Linked DNA regions of Homo sapiens: region 2 is linked to region 1. The links are chromatin contacts, found by Hi-C or POLR2A ChIA-PET in ENCODE. All regions are on one chromosome and are shown on one strand. The core of a region is the stretch at or near the end of the contact, and the rest is flanking DNA. Distances in the headings are between cores, read along the strand shown.

Region 1 (4,235 bases), core at 1,172-3,671:
GGAGTTTAACACCATGTTAGAGTCACAGTCACCCTTGCAGCTTCTCCTGAAAGACACCCGGCTGTCACATCTGCATTGCATTTCCTTGTTTATTGGTGCTTCGTTAGTGCACAGATTGGATGCATGTTTCCCACACCCATCCTCAACTGTGAACTGCCAGCTGAAGTATTAGGTTTCTATGATTCAGTCCATTCACCACTCTTGCCTCTTCCAGCGCTGATGCACTAAAGCAAAATATAACCCAGTGTATGCCTTTCGACATTTCTGTCCTGTATTGGTGCTCTTGTGGGAATGGAGAGGTTATTTTTGAAGATGATAGTATTTTTAGGTGAACATCTCAGCTAATAGAAACATGAACTGTGTCTTTAATATTCAATCACAGAAGCAACAAAAAAGAAAAGAAAAAGATTTACTGATAACAAATCTATTACATACATAAAAATAGAACGCATAATTTAGAGTCAACTTGACATCACCATCAGATTAGTTTAGATTACTCTGAGTACAAAATAGATGTGCTTTGCATTGAGTTTTTAAATTGTGTTGTCAAGCATTGTCAATTTTTTAGGGCAACAAAAGTTGCTCAGTTACTTTTAGGACTCAGTGAATAATGTTCTAGTGTCCTTTCCATACTTTCTAGATCTGCTGTATGTAATACAGCAGTCACTAGCTACGGATGGCTATTTAAATTACAGAATATTTAAATTAACTGAAATGGAATAAAATTAAATTACTCCTTAATTTTAATTATGGTCAGTTGCACTGGCCACATTTTAAGTGGTCAATAACCCCATGAGGCTAGTGGCTACCTTATTGGACCCTGTACAATGCAGAACATTTTTATCATCTCAGAAAGTTCTGTTGTTCAGCAGTGGCCTAGATAATTAAAGTACCTCTGAGCCCTTGGCTTTTTTTAAAAGTCAACATAAGAAGCTGTCATTGGTGACGCATCACTCTAATTTCTGTAAAACTGCCTTTAAGAATACTGGCTCTCGTTTTGTCAATGAATCCAGTGCAGAAAATCCACATAGCAATTTCTCTAGAGCTCAGGACTAAAAGGAAATCTGTCTTTTTAGTATTAATTCTTCAATGTTTCTTATCACAGACAACGAATTAGTAACATTTCTCATCTTAGCATCTAGGAAGGTCAAATTCAACTTGCGCACTCTGTTGTGATGATTTGGGGGCAGGGAAGTGGGTAACTGGACCTTCTAATAGAGAAAATTCTTTTTCTCTCGGCTAAACCTAAATCCCCATCACCAAGGCAAAAGCATCCTTTAGTTATTTGGCTGTTATCTTTTTGTTTTTCTCAATAGCAGCTTTTTTGGGGATATAATCCACATGCCGTATAACTCATCTATCTAAAGCATGTAATTCAGTGATTTTAGTATATTTATAAAGCTATGCATCTATTACTCCAATCAATTTTAAAACACTTTCGTCAGTCCCAAATAAAAACAGTTACCCATTAGCCGTCACTCTTTTCTTCCCTCCTCTTCCTTCCCCACTTCTCCCAGCCCTGGGAAACTACTAATCTACTTTCTGTTTCTACATGTTTACCTGTTCTGAATAGTTCATATACATAGGTCATATAATATGTGGCCTTTTGTGACTGGTTGTTTTTAATCTCTATATTTATTATAATTGCCTCAACATTTTGTAGAAGTAGAGTAAAAACAAGTAATTTTTTAAAATGATTGAACGCCTACTATATATGAAGTACTATGCTTCTTGCTATAGGGCAGAGGTTGGCAAATGTTTTCTGTAGAGGACCAGATAGTAAATATTTTTAGTTTTGTGGGCCAAATAGTCTCTGTTGCTATTAGCGTGTTATTATAGAGTGAAAGCAGCCATAGAAAAATCTGTAAATAGAAAACCATGGCAGTGCTCCCACAAAATTTTGTTTACCAAAACAGGTGGCCTGCTCTAGGGATATAAAGATGAGAAAGAAAATGGTCCCTAACCAAATAAGTGTCATAATGCAAGTACACAAGCGTTCCTCACTGCAGGGCCTCTTCCTTTCTATTCTCTCTTCCTGGGCATTCTCCTGCCTGCCCCTGGCCTGGCCAGCTCCTGATTGGTTCTTCCTGTTTTTCCTTCTCTCCAGATTAGATCAGATTCTTCTTACGGGCTCAGTAGGCTTCTCCTTCATAGCATTTCCCTGAACTATGTGAAATCTTGTGTGATCAGTCATTTTAAGCCTGTTTTCTCTGCTAAAATGTAAGTGTATCTAACCTTGATCACCATAGTAGTCCCAGCCCCTGACCTTGTTCTTTGCACATAGCAGTCACTCCCGTATTTGCTGAGTTTCTCAAATCTAAACCATAGGGTGGAAAACGTACGCACACAAATGAAAGCATACACAAAGCAAAGCATTGGCTTCGGGCTTCAGCTGCCTGAGTCATAGCGTGATTCTGCTTCACCAACTTGCTTATCTTCTCAGCACCTCGGTTACCACATGTATAAAATGAGAATCATAATAGTAGCTAGCTCAGAAGAATGATTAGTGGTTTACCACTGTATTAGTCCATTTTCATGCTGCTGATAAAGACAACTCGAGACTGGGTGATTTATAAAGAAAAACATGTTTAATGGACTCACAGTTCCACATGGCTGGGGAGGCCTCACAATTATGGTGGAAGGCGAAAGGCACATCTTACATGGTGGCAGACAGGAGAGAATGAAAGCCAGGCAAAAGGGGAAACCCCTTATAAAATCATCAGATCTCATGAGATTTATTCGCTACCACAAGAACAGTCTGGGGGAAACCACCCCCATGACTCAATTATCTCCCATCGGGTCCCTTCCACAACGCATAGGAATTGTGGGAGCTACAAGTCAAGATGAGATTTGGGTAGTGACACAGCTAAACCATATCAACCGCTAAGCATAGAATATGTTCAATAGAGGTCAGCTCTCATCCCAGAGGGAGTTCAAAGGCTGTGGAGGTAAAACACATATGCAGTGCAAGCAAGGCTTTGTGAAGTTCCTAGCAGCTGCCCTCAGGAGGACTTTCAGTTTAAAGGGTGTTCTACCCACGTTGGAGGTCAAAGGAAATGAAATTCTTGGAATTCACGGCTGGTATTACCTAAGGGTGTTTGAGTCGGAAGGTGCCTGGTAAGGATCAGGAATGCATTGATGCGATGAGCACAGAAACAGCACAGAACTAATCAAGAGGCCTGAGTTTAGTCCACCTGGTTCCTGCTGTGTGGCCCAGGTCTTACTGAGTAACTTCTCTGAGCCTCAAGTTGCTCATTTTCAAAGTGTTAATGAAACTAACTGCCACATCTCCAATGAGAAAATGCAAGGGAAAGGACTGTGTTTACTATAAAACAATGTCTATGCCAGTCTCATTCTTTTAGAAACCTGCAGAGTATTCCATAGTATAAATATACCACAACTTATCTAGGATTTTCTGTATCAATGAACATTGCCATTTTTGCTCTTTGAATAATTGTATCTTTAGAGCTTTGCCTTGTCTCATATTTAGTTCATTGGAATACATATATTATGCTAACAATAATAAGCATGAAAAAAATTTCAAATTTTTTAACTCCATGAGGTAAACTAAATAAGGTAAAAGAAATTAAACTAAGGAAATTATGACAATAAAATGTTTTGAAGACTTCAGGTTTTTTAAAATGTTAGTCATAATCAAGAAAAAAACAAAGTTGCCTATAGTGGTAGATTCATAACCAATATATTTCTTTAATCAAAGTTTAAAATATTTTCATTTCTGATTACTAAAAATACATTAATATAAGAAGAATGATTGTTTTATAAAAGAATTCACAGTACAATATCTTTAAGTACTATGTTTTCTAGAATTTATTTCTTATATAAAATGCAGTTTTCTTTAATTTTTTATTTTTTTTTTTGAGATTGGGTTTGCGCTGTCACCCAGGCTGTAGTGCACTGGTGCAGTAATGGCTCACTGCAGCCTCAGCCTCCTGGGCTCAAGCAGTCTTCCTCCCACTTCATTACCTGGGACTACAGATGCATGCCACTGTGCCTGGATAATCTTTTGATTTTTTTTTTTTTTTTTTTTTGAGATGAGGTGTCACTTTGTAACCCAGGCTGGCAGGTGTATTTCCTTTTTTTTTTTTTTTTTTTTTGAGATGGAGTCTCGCTCTGTCACCCAGGCTGGAGTGCAGTGGCGCCATCTCAGCTCACTGCAAGCTCTGCCTCCCAGGTTCACGCCATTCTCCTGCCTCAGCCTCCCGAGTAGCTGGGAC
Region 2 (4,235 bases), core at 496-2,995, 830 kb before region 1:
AGAAAGTTACTGTTTCCTCATTGGTATATAACACTATAGGAATAAAAGGTACACTTCTATGTGTTACTTAAATTGCTTATGCACTTGGGGGAAAATAAAATTCTGGCTAGATTCTTTACATTGTTCTATAAGGTTTTAATTATTAAAATGTTTCACCTTTTATAAATAATAAAATATATTGTTGAAATGACTTATGTTCTGAGAACTCAACTGAGAGATATACCATGTTGAGTTCAAGTGATTCTCACCATTTCCATGGTTAAGATAAATTCAAAGTTAAGTTCAGACTTGGGAAACAATTGTTCTAATAGAGATAAAAACATCCTGATCAGTCCTGTTCTATCCTCAGATCAGGATTAAAATAAAATGGGTTTCAACAGCAGAACGATTGTATAAAGTTGTGTAGCTTGAATACACAAAGTGAAAAGAACTGAGATAATTAGGTGGAGCCTTTAAGTAGCAAAAAACTATTTTTGCTTCCTGATGTTTGAAGAGTCATTTCATTCTTCCACTCACTCTGCATTTGTTATCGTGCTAAGAGATGAAAAGAGAGAGGCAATGCAAACGTTATTTTCTAAGAATGTTTATACTTAACAGTTTCGATTAGATGACCTAAGGATATTTTAACCTTGATAAGGGTTCCCATTTTTTACCATTTTATTTTTTATGAATAAATTAGAAGTTTCGTACTTCTAATATATCACCTCTCTCAACAGTGAAATACCACTTAGTAGACGCTGCCCAAACCAGTTAGGTAGTGGCAGTTCTCAGATTGAGCGTTTAGCCCTTGCATTCCCAGGACTGTCTTGGTTGTGTTTATTCCCTCATATTTATTTCTCCGTTGAGCTGTGAACAGGTCTTTTGAAAAGTGCAAAGCATTGTGCCAATAAATGTCGGTATTGCTGGCACCTATCCGCTACCAGTTCTTTGGAAAGGGATGAGGGTTGGACTCCTGGAGGCAGATATCTGAAGGCTTTGTTGGGCTGTAGGTTGCTGTAACACGGAATCACTCCACCTCTTTAAAAAGCTGACGATAAGTGGGACTAAGTGAAAATGAATGGGCAGGTGAATAATAAAGTCCTTTGAAAGCAAGTAAATGACGCGGCAGATGAAGGGCACGCACGTCTATTGTGCAAATTCATTCAGTGGTTATCTCATAATACACTTATCAAGTCCTTATTACCACGAACCTCACCCACCGTGGACAAGAGAAACATAAGCAGGAAAAAAGGAGGAGGAATAAACACACGCCTGTCCATAATAAAACTCGCTCTTGAAGACTCAGCGGCAGCCCTGCACCGGAGACTGACGACTTGCGCGGCTGTGACCTCCGCCCTGCAGCGGACCCTCGACTGCCCTGCACTGCGGCTCTGGAGGCCCCGACTCAGTGCATGGGAAAGAAATCCTCACTATCAGAAAACAGAGGGGCAATCTGCTGCTCTCCCTTTCCGGCCAAACACGTCACCCATCAACCGGATACCTACCAAGAGGCTTTCAGAGGAGGCGCCCAAGGTCTCCCAGGCCCGCCCCTCCCCAATCACGCTCCGCTCAGCCCCCTCAACTTTTGGCCTCCGGGAAGTTCGCAGCGTTCTCACGCTTGGCAGGAAGTTCCCGCCAAGGCTTCCGGAAAATCCTTTAAAAAGCAACGCTTGCGCTGGGCGGGGCTTGGTGCGCTCTCACCCTTATCTCCAAATTCTGGGTGTTGTCGCGAGGGCTGCTGTGTCCGGAACTTCCGGTTCCGGTCAGGGTCCGCGATCTCGGACTAAGGATGCGGTCCCGGGTTCTGTGGGGCGCTGCCCGGTGGCTCTGGCCCCGCCGGGCCGTTGGCCCAGCCCGCCGGCCCCTGAGCTCCGGTAGCCCGCCGCTGGAGGAGCTGTTCACCCGGGGCGGGCCCTTGCGGACCTTCCTCGAGCGCCAGGCGGGGTCTGAAGCCCATTTGAAGGTCAGGAGGCCCGAGTTGCTGGCGGTGATCAAACTGCTGAACGAGAAGGAGCGGGAGCTGCGGGAGACTGAGCACTTGCTGCACGGTAAGGGTCGGGCCCGGGGGAGAGGCGTCAGAGCACATTCTTGACTCTTCGTTTGACTTTTCCACTGCCCACACTACCCGAGTTTGAAACTCTTTACTCACTTGCAGCCGTTTTTATTTTGGATCAGAGGTCAGGACATCATTACGTGCTGTGATCCCATCCTCTCCTGTGGGCTCTCTTGTGCTCCTTTGCCACGGCGCTCTGCCGCCTTTTACATGCTTATTAGTTGTGGACTCGGGCAAGAGCTCATTAGCTCAGCAAGGATAAATAAGGCACTGTCCCTGTGATGGGCTCCACAGCGGTGTTTCTCAAAGTGTGGTGTGGAGACCCATTTGCAGTAGTATCAGGGCAGTGCTTGTTAATAGCAGACTTAGGACTCAGAATCTCAGACCTATACGTGGGTAAAGGTACTAAATTGGGAAATTCAGTATGGCCTAAGTATAGAATAGGTGGGAGATGATGTCATAGAAACATGAAGCCAGAAAAATAGTTAAGAACCTTGCAAGACAAAGAATTTGGATTTATTTTTTATAGACCATGGAAAGTTAGCAAATGTTTTTAAGCAGAGAATTCACGTCTTTGTAAAGAAAAGTTAATGGTGGCATGCGCTGAGGATAAATTGGAGTATTCTCCAGAAACGCTGGTGGCTGACAGGCCAGGGAGGAGGCAGTTGAAACAATCCAAAGAAGAAATGGTGATAGGCATAGTTCTGACTCACAAAACATTTTGAGAAACAAGTTAGGATTTAGTGGCTTATGCCCTGAGAAGGATGAGGGAGAGAGTTAGTTCTAAGAAAAGTCTTAGGTTTCTGGCTTCAGCACGAGTGGTACTGTTAATTAAGATGAAAGTATAAAAGTTGGACCGAATTTTTTAAAAAGATGAGTTTTGCATTGAATGCCATATTAAGTTAAAAATACCTGTGAAAAGGAATTCCAATAAAGATATCTGTACTAGTCTAGGAGAAAAAATTACTGACATAGGAGAAAAATTGAGCCCAAATAATCATATGAGAGCTCTCGAGATATACAGTACGTGGTAAATTAAACCTTAGAAGTAGATGAGAACACTCAGGGAAAATGTGTTAAGATAGAAACAAGTCTAACAAGGCCAGAAATACACAGTATTTGAGGAGCAGGCAGAGAAGAAGGCTATAAAAGGTCAAGAAAAAAACAGCCAGAGCTTTGTGACCCTGAAGTAGATAAATAAATGAAGCTGTAGAAGCCAATAGAAAATTTCAAGAAGTAAGAGATCCTTGGCCAGGCGTGGTGGCTCACGCCTCTAATTCCAGCACTTTGAGAGGCTCAGGTGGGCCGATCACTTGAGCCCAGGAGTTCGAGACCAGCCTGGGTAACATGGCAAAACCCTGTCTCTACAAACAATGCAAAATTAGCTGGGCATGGTGGTGCGTGCCTGTGGTCCCAGCTACTTGAGAGGCTGAGGTGGGAGAATCGCTTGAACCCGGGAGGTGGAGGTTGCAGTGAGCCAAGATGGTGCCACTGCATTCCAGCCTGGGTGACAGCGCAAGACCCTGCCTCAAAAAAAAAAAAAAAAAAAAAAAATCCGTAGTACCTGACATAGAAAGGTAAAACAACCTTTTCAGCTCACACTGAAATAAGTCTTTAGATTTGGCAATTTTGTCATTGGTAACTTGAATAAAAATGGTCTTGATATGATTATAGAATCCAGTGTAACAGCTTGAGAGGTAAATTAGAGTTAACAGGAGAAAAGTTATAAAAATGGCATTTTATCTCCAGAAATCTGGGTGGGAAAAGAGGGGTGACAATAAGCAGCTACTTAAAGGGTTGAAAAGAAAAGGACCCATTTAGAATGGGAAACCATAAACATCTTTATAGGCAAAGGGGAAGGCAGGCACATGGTAGGTGTCCAGTAAACATATGTTGATTTATAATATTCAAGAGAAATTAAAGAAGTAGTATATTACCATTGCCTGTGAGTAACTCCTAATTCTAAACCCTTTAGAGCTGCACTGTCCAATATAGTAGCCAGTAGCCACACAGCTGTTGAGCAATTTGTGGCTAGTCTGAATTGAGGTGTGTAAGTGTAAAATACATATAGATTTCAAACACCTGGTATAAAAAGTAATATGTTTATGTTAATTACATGTTGAAATAATATTTGGAGCATATTGGGTTAAATAAAATATAGTATTAAAATTAAATTACTTCTAGACTCTAGTTCCAATCTCCT

The links. A loop is a pair of places that touch in the nucleus more often than their neighbours do. ChIA-PET counts read pairs that join two places held with the same protein, here RNA polymerase II (POLR2A). Pooled maps may share reads with other maps.
Region 2: a loop to region 1 is called in a pooled map, with 4 times the contacts of the local background. The contact joins the promoter of MTRF1L here to the enhancer-like site in region 1. A Hi-C loop is called at or near these places in 1 of 168 maps with a recorded cell type or tissue (CD8-positive, alpha-beta T cell), 1 of 37 single-sample maps with no recorded cell type and 10 of 50 pooled maps. POLR2A ChIA-PET finds 5 or more read pairs at or near these places in 1 of 52 experiments (activated T-cell).

What each region holds. Positions count from the first base shown.
Region 1 is chr6:152,169,442-152,173,676 of GRCh38, reverse strand. All of the region lies in intron 130 of SYNE1 (spectrin repeat containing nuclear envelope protein 1), which reads left to right. Among named protein-coding and RNA genes, the nearest start is that of SYNE1-AS1, 210 kb to the left of the region's middle. RefSeq lists a silencer at 2,356-2,556. Within about 2 kb of position 2,421, at least 6 of the 41 ENCODE cell types and tissues checked have a DNase peak (open chromatin) inside an H3K27ac peak, as active enhancers do; they include CD8-positive, alpha-beta T cell, where a contact is called at or near this core.
Region 2 is chr6:153,000,219-153,004,453 of GRCh38, reverse strand. It overlaps MTRF1L (mitochondrial translation release factor 1 like), which reads left to right and starts at 1,745. Exons shown (of 7, transcript NM_019041.7): 1 at 1,745-2,027. The coding sequence starts at 1,769. RefSeq lists enhancers at 1,388-1,497, 588-1,588 and silencers at 1,818-1,927, 1,938-1,997.